Linked DNA regions of Homo sapiens: all the other regions are linked to region 3. A link is a contact called in ENCODE Hi-C or POLR2A ChIA-PET data. All regions are on one chromosome and are shown on one strand. Each heading gives the region's core, a stretch centred on a gene start or an enhancer-like site at or near the end of the contact. The rest is flanking DNA. Distances are from core to core; before and after follow the strand shown. Region 1 overlaps MYO1E (myosin IE). Region 2 has its middle 85 kb from the start of FOXB1. Region 3 has its middle 68 kb from the start of GCNT3.

Evidence for each region. A loop is a pair of places that touch in the nucleus more often than their neighbours do. ChIA-PET counts read pairs that join two places held with the same protein, here RNA polymerase II (POLR2A). Pooled maps may share reads with other maps.
Region 1: a loop to region 3 is called in a pooled map, with 3 times the contacts of the local background. The contact joins two enhancer-like sites. A Hi-C loop is called at or near these places in 2 of 50 pooled maps. POLR2A ChIA-PET finds 5 or more read pairs at or near these places in 3 of 52 experiments (A673, GM10248 and activated CD4-positive, alpha-beta T cell).
Region 2: a loop to region 3 is called in a pooled map, with 3 times the contacts of the local background. The contact joins two enhancer-like sites. A Hi-C loop is called at or near these places in 1 of 168 maps with a recorded cell type or tissue (OCI-LY7), 2 of 37 single-sample maps with no recorded cell type and 4 of 50 pooled maps. POLR2A ChIA-PET finds 5 or more read pairs at or near these places in 2 of 52 experiments (A673 and OCI-LY7).

Annotation. Positions count from the first base shown.
Region 1 is chr15:59,235,756-59,238,881 of GRCh38, forward strand. MYO1E (myosin IE) reads right to left here. Exons shown (of 28, transcript NM_004998.4): 5 at 830-917. Among named protein-coding and RNA genes, the nearest start is that of LDHAL6B, 30 kb to the left of the region's middle. Within about 2 kb of position 1,561, at least 4 of the 41 ENCODE cell types and tissues checked have a DNase peak (open chromatin) inside an H3K27ac peak, as active enhancers do.
Region 2 is chr15:59,918,370-59,921,172 of GRCh38, forward strand. No RefSeq gene overlaps it. Among named protein-coding and RNA genes, the nearest start is that of FOXB1, 85 kb to the right of the region's middle. RefSeq lists enhancers at 1,257-1,306, 1,367-1,476. Within about 2 kb of position 1,487, at least 2 of the 41 ENCODE cell types and tissues checked have a DNase peak (open chromatin) inside an H3K27ac peak, as active enhancers do.
Region 3 is chr15:59,542,715-59,545,780 of GRCh38, forward strand. No RefSeq gene overlaps it. Among named protein-coding and RNA genes, the nearest start is that of GCNT3, 68 kb to the right of the region's middle. RefSeq lists enhancers at 490-1,689, 1,217-1,376. Within about 2 kb of position 1,342, at least 3 of the 41 ENCODE cell types and tissues checked have a DNase peak (open chromatin) inside an H3K27ac peak, as active enhancers do.

The DNA.
Region 1 (3,126 bases), core at 311-2,810, 310 kb before region 3:
TTCATTAAAATGTACTAGTTCATCTCCTACCAGCAATGTATGAGAACAACTGTGTCCCTACTTCCTACCAATCAAGCGTTTAAAACATGGTAAGATTCTGGCCAATCTGATAGGCAAAAAATAGTTTTCTAATGCAGTTTTAATTTGCATTTTTCTTCTTATCATGATGGTGAACATACTTTCATGTTTTGTGAGTAATTTATATTTCCTTTTCTATGAGTTGTCTTTCATGTCCTTTGTTTATTTTCCTTTTGGGCTGCTGATCTTTTTATTGATTTGTAGGAGTTCATTATATATTAGGCACATCTACCTTAAAATATGCTATTCCTTAATCCCAGCACTTTGGGAGGCCGAGGAGGGCAGATCACCTGAGGTCAGGAGTTCGAGACCAGACTGGCCAACATAGTGAAACCCCCGTCTCTACTAAAAATACAAAAATTAGCTGGGCATGGTGGGGCACACCTGTAATCCCAGCTACTCAGGAGGCTGAGGCAGGAGAATCTCTTGAACCCGGGAGGCAGAGGTTGTGGTGAGCCGAGATCGCGCCACTGCACTACTCCAGCCTGGGCAACAGAGCAAGACTCTGTCTCAAAAAAGAAAAAAAAAAAATATATACACACACACACACACACACACACACACACACACACACACACACACACACAAACACACATACATATGCTATTCCTTTCCATTCCAGATTTCAAGTTTCACAGTTATAGAAGAACCAGTGTCTTTTCTGTGGAAGAAAAATTCTTTTCTAACAGCAAATGGAGCCTCTTACATTTCCCATAACATAAGGTATCATAATGGGCCACTGCCCACTCACCTGGACTTTGGTCCCTCCTCCAGACACTCTGGAGATGTAGCTCATGATATATTTGGCAGCCACTGTTTTTCCAGCACCACTTTCACCACTAAAGAAAGACAGACAAAGAATCCACCTGAGAAGTGGATTGCGACCAGCTCCCTTCCTTGTCTCCCCCATCACACAAAACAAACAAACAAACAAAAAAACAAAAAAAACAGGCAGAAAAGAATTTTTTTTTTTAAGTACAATACCAGTAGAGAAAGGCAAGTTACAGCAGGATTAGGTCGCCCATGTGACCCGTGTGAGCCGGATTAACATGGTGTGGATAATTACCACTGTGCACACCACTGACCATTAAGCATTTTACATGCCCAATAATGGGGGATATGATTAGGAAAATTATGGAGTATCACAAGGGTGGAATTCTACATAAATTACAACTGACATGAAGACTGTAAACACAGGAAACAAGCAAATGAAATCATGTTAAGTGAAATAAGTCATTCAAGTTATATACAAAACATGATTACAATTTTTTTTTCTTAAAAAAAAGACTGGAACTACCACAAAATATTAACAAAGGCTTTGGTCAAGCCAGAGACTAGAGAAACTTGTTTTAATTCATTAGTTTTCAAACATTTTATAATGCATATGCTATTTTTGTAATTTAAAAAAAGAAAAGAAAAAGTGGGCACTCTGAGGTTTCAAACCATGTGCCTTGAATTGATGCAAGCTTCCTTATTTTAGAAGTTCTAAAATTAAACCTTGAAGCAATATTAATCACATCCGGAGTAACAAAGGCCACCTTCCGCTGGGTAGCCTTCCTGCATGGGGAGAGCCTTTTGTTAATAATATATAGTCTGCTCTTCAAAATCCCCATTCTTCCTACAAAATCCCCCTGAATTGATAATGACCTCAATTCAAAACATGCTTAAGTCAGTCAGATTTTTCATCTTTCTATTGGTACCCTTTGTGTTACCAGGATAGAATTAAAGAACCCCATATCATATAAAATGATGGTGGGAGTTAGTATGAAAAATGCAGACTGCTACAAGTTCATAGGACAATATTTTTGTTCGCGCTTCGCGATAAAAAATTTTAGGGCGCAGAGCAAATGTTCTTCTATGAATATCCAGCCCAAATTAATTGTTATCGATTGCTGAGTTACTCAAGGAAAGAGAAAACATTTGCTTGGGGAACAACCAAGCAAGGTGACACTCCTATTCCCAAAAGGAAACTGAAATTTGAAATAATTTTACATTTCAAAACAAAACAAAAGAAACAAATGAACAGAGAATTGAGCTGGCCATATAGCGAAACTCAGAACTTTGCTGAATTTCCTTGAACTAATAATACGGTTTTAAAGAAATTATGGGGAGGCGGGAACCATCCTCTGTTCAGAGCTCATGACCTGCAAAAGTCTGAACCCACCTATGCAAGTCACTCACCATCCTAGTGCTATGCTCCTGGCTTCCTGGTCACATGAATAAGAAAACCAAACTGAAATTTCGTAAGCTACAGTAGCAAGTAGAAAACCAGCAAGCCTGGGACGAGGTGTCACACTCTTCCAGAGGACATGCTTACTCACAGGCAGCAACTAGGTCGGGCAAATTCAACTCCATGGGGAAATTATCTTTTCAAATGGTTGACATACTCAGATGATGTATTTACTAGATCCAGGGTCAACACACACACTCTCTCATTGGAATTACACGGTTTGGCAACAATGAAACTCCATTTTAGAAGTTGTAAACAATGTAAACATTCAAGAATATTGGAAAGTCCAAGCTTACAATGGCACAACCACCCAATATAATACTGCACAGGCATTTGAAGTACTTACAAAGAGTATGTAGCAACATAAAGATAATGCAGCCTAAGTTAAGTGGTAATGTGAATAGAAGATACTATATTTATAACAAGTTTACAACTATGTGAAAATAATGTATGGGCAAAAACAAATTGACAAGGAAAAAGAAATATTCCTTACTTGTTAGGAGGCTGGTATAGGAATGGTTTTTTTGAAATGGAGTCTCACTTTGTCACCCAGGCTGGAGTGCAGTGGCACAATCTTGGCTCACTGCAATCTCTACCTCCTAGGTTCAAATGATTCTCCTGCCTCAGCCTCCCAAGTATCTGGGATTACAGGTGTGCACCACCATGCCTAGCTAATTTTTTAATTTTTAGTAGAGACGGGGTTTCACCATGTTAGCCAGACTGGTCCCAACTCCTGACCCCAGGTGATCCGCCTGCCTTGGCCTCCCAAAGTGCTGGGATTACAGGTGTGAGCCACGACACCTGGCTCTTTTTCCTTT
Region 2 (2,803 bases), core at 237-2,736, 380 kb after region 3:
TTTGCTTTTACAGTTCAGAAAACTGCAGCATGTGACCCTCAGTGTGTGTCCCTCTGTAAAGCATCCACTTACATAACTTTTCCTGCTATTATCTAAAAATATATCAGTGCACTTGGCTTGAGAATGTTTTTGAGACTTAAATTTACACTCAGCACTTCAAAAGCATCACAGTAAGCCTGTTGAAACTTCCAGTGTGAAAGCTCAGAAATTCTAATAAGCACTAGACTACACTCACAAATAAAAAACATTCTTTCCAATCCTCTCCTGTAGGACTCAGGGAGAATAATTAGAACAATAGAGATAATACTCTCTGAAATTAAGCCAATTTCAGCTCTCTCCAAAGGTTTTCATTAAATGCAGGGGAAAGCCAGAGATATGAGCTGGAATCTTTTCCTAGCCACTTGCTGGCTGTGTAATGTGGGATCATTTGGCTGATCTTCCCAAATCTCTGTTTCCTTATTTGTAAAATGGGAGTATTTGAAAACTCCAGGAGTCATTGGGAAGATCAAATTCTATTATGCACCTGCAAGCTACAAAGCTGTTGTACACCTCATAACTGAGCGCCTTCTTTTCCTTTTCCTTCTTTTTTTGTAATTTATGTATTTATTTTAATTTTTTTAAAGTAGAAATGGGGTCTTACTACATTACCCAGACTGGTTTTGAAATCCTGGGCTCAAGCGATCCTCCCGCCTCAGCCTCCCAAAGTGTTGGGATTACAGGCGTGAGCCACAGCACCCAGCTTTCTTTTTCCTTTTATCTTAATTGTGCTTTGGTTAGTTTTTGAGACTGAGACATTTGACAGGACTTTGAGATGGGCCGCATGGCAGAGGAAGACCAGGAACTGAGACTCTAGCGTGGCTCCACCTCTCACTGCATTGTCTCGGGAAAGCAACCTTCATTTCTGCATCTCAGTTTCCTTTTATCTGAGAGATGTGGATCTTGACCAAATAATCATCAATGTCTCCTCTCAATCTATGATTTAGGGTTTAACCTTTAAATTCGGCAGCACCCTTTCATGAATGGTCTGAGCCAATGACGAGACAGCAGCATTTCTCTTTTGGTATTGCCAGATTAGAGGTCTCGCTGGTGGCTTTTGACTCATACCTGTTTTCTTTCCTGCTTTGCTCTATGCTTTCCACAGCGGTGATCTCATTCAATTCTCACAAGAACCTCATGAGTCAGAAAAGGCAGATATGACTGTCTGCATTTTACAGATGATGAAAATGAAGCCTTGGGAGGGTGATAAATCTGCCCAGATCACCCAAGTAGTTGGAAAAGTCAGTTCTCCAGAGGTTGAAAGGGCCTCGACTCTCCAGGGACTGGGGAAACCCACAGAGAGAAACCCACTCCCCTGCATCCAGCCTTGTCTGAGCTCCCATCCTCTCTTGTAACAGCCTCATAACCAGTCTTCCTCCTCATGCCCTTCCCCTACCACACAGTTGCTTCTCAACACAGCAGCCAGAGTGGAGTTTTAAAAATGTAAGTCAGGGCTGGGCACAGTGGCTCATGCCTATAATCCCAGCACTCTGGGAGGCTGAGGTGGGTGAATCACCTGAGGTGTAGAAAGAGAGAGAAAGAAGAGAGAGAGAGAGAAGGAGGAGGTGTCACACACTTTTAAACAGCCAGATCTCATGACAGATCACTCATTATCTCGAGGACAGCACAAAGACATTTGTGGGGGGCTGCCTCCCCATGACCCAAACACTTCCCACTAAGCCCCACCTCCAACACTGGGGATTACATTTCAACATGAGATTTGGAGGGGACAAATATCCAAGCCATATCACTCCTCCTCTGCCCTCACTAATTGTATATAGTTAATTGGCCTACATGTCTTTCTTCCCTGATAAAGTGTGACTGCTAAAGTCACACTTGCAGTTCTGAGCGAACCAGGATGATGGTTCACCCCCACTGTGAGCTCCATAAGAGATCCTGTCTCACTTTTCTTTGTCTTTCCAGAGTCTAGGTGAGACCTGGAGCACCAAAGTGTTAGTTAAATAAAAAATGTACACATGCGTACTCCAGCTTTTAGAGGCTGGACTGTGTTCACTTTGAACTACTTTAAAATGAGCTCTAGGCTGGGTGCAGTGGCTCATGCCAGTAATCCCAGCATTTTGAGAGGCCGAGGCAGGCGGATCACTTGAGGTCATGAGTTGGAGACCAGCCTGGCCAACATGGAAAAACCCTGTTTCTAGGAAAAATAAAAATAAAATAAAGTAAAATAAGCTCTACACATCTTGGAAGAAAGTGAGAAATATCACTATGAATAAATCCTATTAGAAACAGGTCTTTTTATGCACCCTGGCAGGCTGGTTGGCCCGTTCAGACACACCTTGAAATGTGCAAATCGAATACACAGGGTGGCCCTCAGCCTGTAGTATCTTGCTGCTCAAAGCATGGTCCATGCACTAGCACCAGTGGTATTGCCTCAGAGCTTGCTAGAAATGCAGAATCTCAGGCCTTACCATAAAACTGCTGAATCGGAATCTACATTTTAAGAAGATCCCAGCTCATTCATATACATAGTAAATGTCAAGAATCGCTGCTTTAGGGCCCGTTAGAAATACCTGTGGATCCACATCTACTTTGCCAGCCTTACCCTTGCAAATGTTGCTTTGAAAGATTGCCAGGTAGTGCTCAGGCATCTGATTTGGAAAAAAAAAAAAAATGTTTATTCGCCAGGCGCGGTGGCTCACGCCTGTAATCCCAGCACTTTGGGAGGCCGAGGCAGGCGGATCACGAGGTCAGGAGATTGAGACCATCCTGGCTAACAGGGTGAAACCCCGTCTCTACTAAAAATACA
Region 3 (3,066 bases), core at 92-2,591:
ATGCGGATAGCTGCCCAGAGCTGTTGGGACTTAAGGCTATGACTGGAGAAGCTTGAGGGAGTAGACCATGTCCTGTCTTTCTAAGACCGTGGTCTCAAAGGTAGAGCCTGCATGTTAGGGCTCTGCAGCAGAGCTCTCAGCCCTGGTTGTGCACTGGAATCACCTGAGGAGCTTTATAATGATGCTGATGCCTAGACCATACTTGCTGATGTAATTGGTCTGGGGTGCTGCTGGGCATTGGGATGGTTTTCCAATCTCCCAGGTGATTCTAATGTGCAGCCGTGGTTGCCAACATCTGTTCTAGTTGTTCATACATTAAAGAGTATACGGTGCATCTGTGGATCTTGTTGAACTGCAGAATCTGATGCAGGTGGTCTGGGCTGGGACTTCTAACAAGCTCCAGAAGATTCCAGGTCAAAGGGCGATCCCAAGTGGAAGCTTTGCTGCTCACAGTGGCAGACCTGCAGCACCCGCCTCACCTGGGAGCTGTCAGAAACTGACTGCCAGGCCCCACCGCAGACCTACGGAATCCAAAAGTGAGAACTGATGAGAGCCCAGGTGATTTGGAGGCATGTTAAAGCCTGAGAAGCACTGTGAGCCTAGCACATGATTAGAGAGGAGTGAGTAGGTTAGTGAGGGGATTGAACACGGACGCGTCTGAGCAGAGATGAGAGGAACTGGACATGGTTAGCCCGGAAGAGACAGGAAAGAACAGAGGAGCTCTGCCCAAGTGCCTTAACCCTGGAGGGGCTGCGCCGAGGAAGAGGGAGGGGACCAACTGTGCGGTTCCAAGGGCAGGACAGGAAGGTAAGCAGGACTCACTTCGGTGCCTGGGAGCTGTGGTGGGGTCTCCCTCGGGCTGCGGGAGCTGCACTGCCTGTCTAGTCAGAAAGGACAGACTCCACTAATGATGGCAGAGGGGATTTGAGCGTTGTGAGGATTCAATGACACGTATGCTTCCTCCTGACTCTGAAATTCTGAGGGTATAAGGCTGAAGGGGGAGGATGCTGGGGCCACTGGAGACGCTGTCAGTGGCTGTGGAGCTGGGGTGAGATGAGATGCAGCTGAACTTGGGTTTGAGGTCTGGAAAAGTGCAGTGTCTAGAATTGAAACTGATAAAAACTGAGTGTTGAGACACCCACAGAGGAGAGTCAAGTACCTTACCCAAACGTGCATGGGAGGAGACTCTGGACGCCCCGAAGTTCGGTAAAGGTGACCCCAAAGACCTCTCAGCCGTTGTGCTGCTGATATCTAAGGTAATGACTCAGCAGAACACCTATGGGGCATAATGAGTGAGAAAGGAGAAGTCAGGAGGCCAAGAACTGGGTGGGGTATTCATCCCACACAGGCAGAGGAAGTCAGGTGGCCTGCTGTTCCAGACAGAAACTGGAACTGAGAGGGTGAACTGTGGCACCAGGACTTCCTTGGGTGGAAGGACTAGAGTCAAGTTATTTCAAGCAATGCAGGATCATTATGAGGGAACGCTGAGGAGACGTCTGGGCCCTAGGTGGCTCCACAGATGTCAGTGGCTTGACTTAAAAATTTTTCTTTTTTTTTTTTTTTTCTAAATACAGACAGGGTCTTGCTCTGTTGCCCAGGCTGATCTCAAATTCCTGGCCTCAAGTATCCTCCCTCCTCGGCCTCCCAAAGTGCTGGGATAACAGGCATGAGCCACTGTGCCTGGGCAATAGCCTGACTTTCTAGATCCTTCTTGGCTTTGTCTTTGGTGTGACTCAGTTTCTCTCTGTGGCTCTCTGGTCTCTGCCAGTTGGTTCCCCAGCCTCTTTCCAGCTTTCACAGCCCTGGGAGGTGGCTGGGAGAGAGTGGGGGAGTCGGCAAAGGTCCCCCACAGCAGCGTGTCAAAATCCTCTTTGTACAGGGAAAGGTGACCTAATTCCTAGCTCTCCTAAACTAGACGGAGACCTTGGGCAAGTCACATTCTTTAAACCCAGAGGAATTGCCTGCATATTAAACACCCAGGACTACTGTTCTCTTCCACAAAGGAATTTCCTCTTTATTTTTCTTGAAACATGGAGCACTCTTGGGAAACCATGCGCTTTCTTTATTTGGTGGAGAGAGAAATTCGAACTTTTACCAAGTTTCCAGGCACCTGTGTCCTCCTCATGGGCGCTCAGCCAGGCCTGGGCCTCTTTCTGGAGCTTTCTGCCCCTTCCTGCTATGGAGGCTCATCAGGGCCTTCTCCTTGGTTGGGGGTATATTTGGGTGAGGGCAGGGCACTGAGGGGTGTGGGGGGCAGGGATGCAGTTGACCTTCCTTAGAAACAAATGAATGGAGCCATGGAATAGGTTTCACTGGCCTTGTTCACGGACAGAGACGTTTTGGACTTCCTCAGGCAGTACCTTTGGACTGACAGGCAAGTCAGAAAGCACAGCAGTCAAGTGTGCTGGAGAGACAGTGGGGTGCCCACATGGGTCCTTGGTCAACTCATATGGAGCAGGGCAAAGGCAACCAACACGAATTGAGTGAGTCCCCATTATAAACTGCACTGTGTTCCTCACTTAATAATTTCATTGACTCCTCATAAAACCCTCAACTGAAGGCCGGGCACGGTGGCTCACGCCTGTAATCCCAGCACTTTTGGTGGCCAACGTGGGTGGATCACCTGAGGTAAGGAGTTCGAGACCAGGCTGGCCAACATGGTGAAACCCCGTCTCTACTAAAAATACAAAAAATTAGCCGGGTGTGGTGGCACGTGCCTGTAATCCCAGCTACTTGGGAGGCTGAGGCAAGAGAATTGCTTGAACCTGGGAGGCGGAGGTTGTAATGAGGTTGTCTCTCATGCCATTGCATTCCAGCCTGGGCAACGCAGTGAGACTCTCTCAAAAACAAAACAAAACCCTCAATTGAGAGATGAGTAACTGTGGCTCACAGAGGAATGACTTGCCCCGGGTTACCCACCCAGTGGGTGGCAGCGCTGGGGTGCCTGGGGCCCTCTTCCATTCTGTGCAAGTTCTTCTTAGAGACTTGGGCCACCTGTTGGGCACTGCTTGTAGAGGTGCCCTAACTGCTGGGACGTGGAAACACTCACTTTAGGGCCCGAAGAAA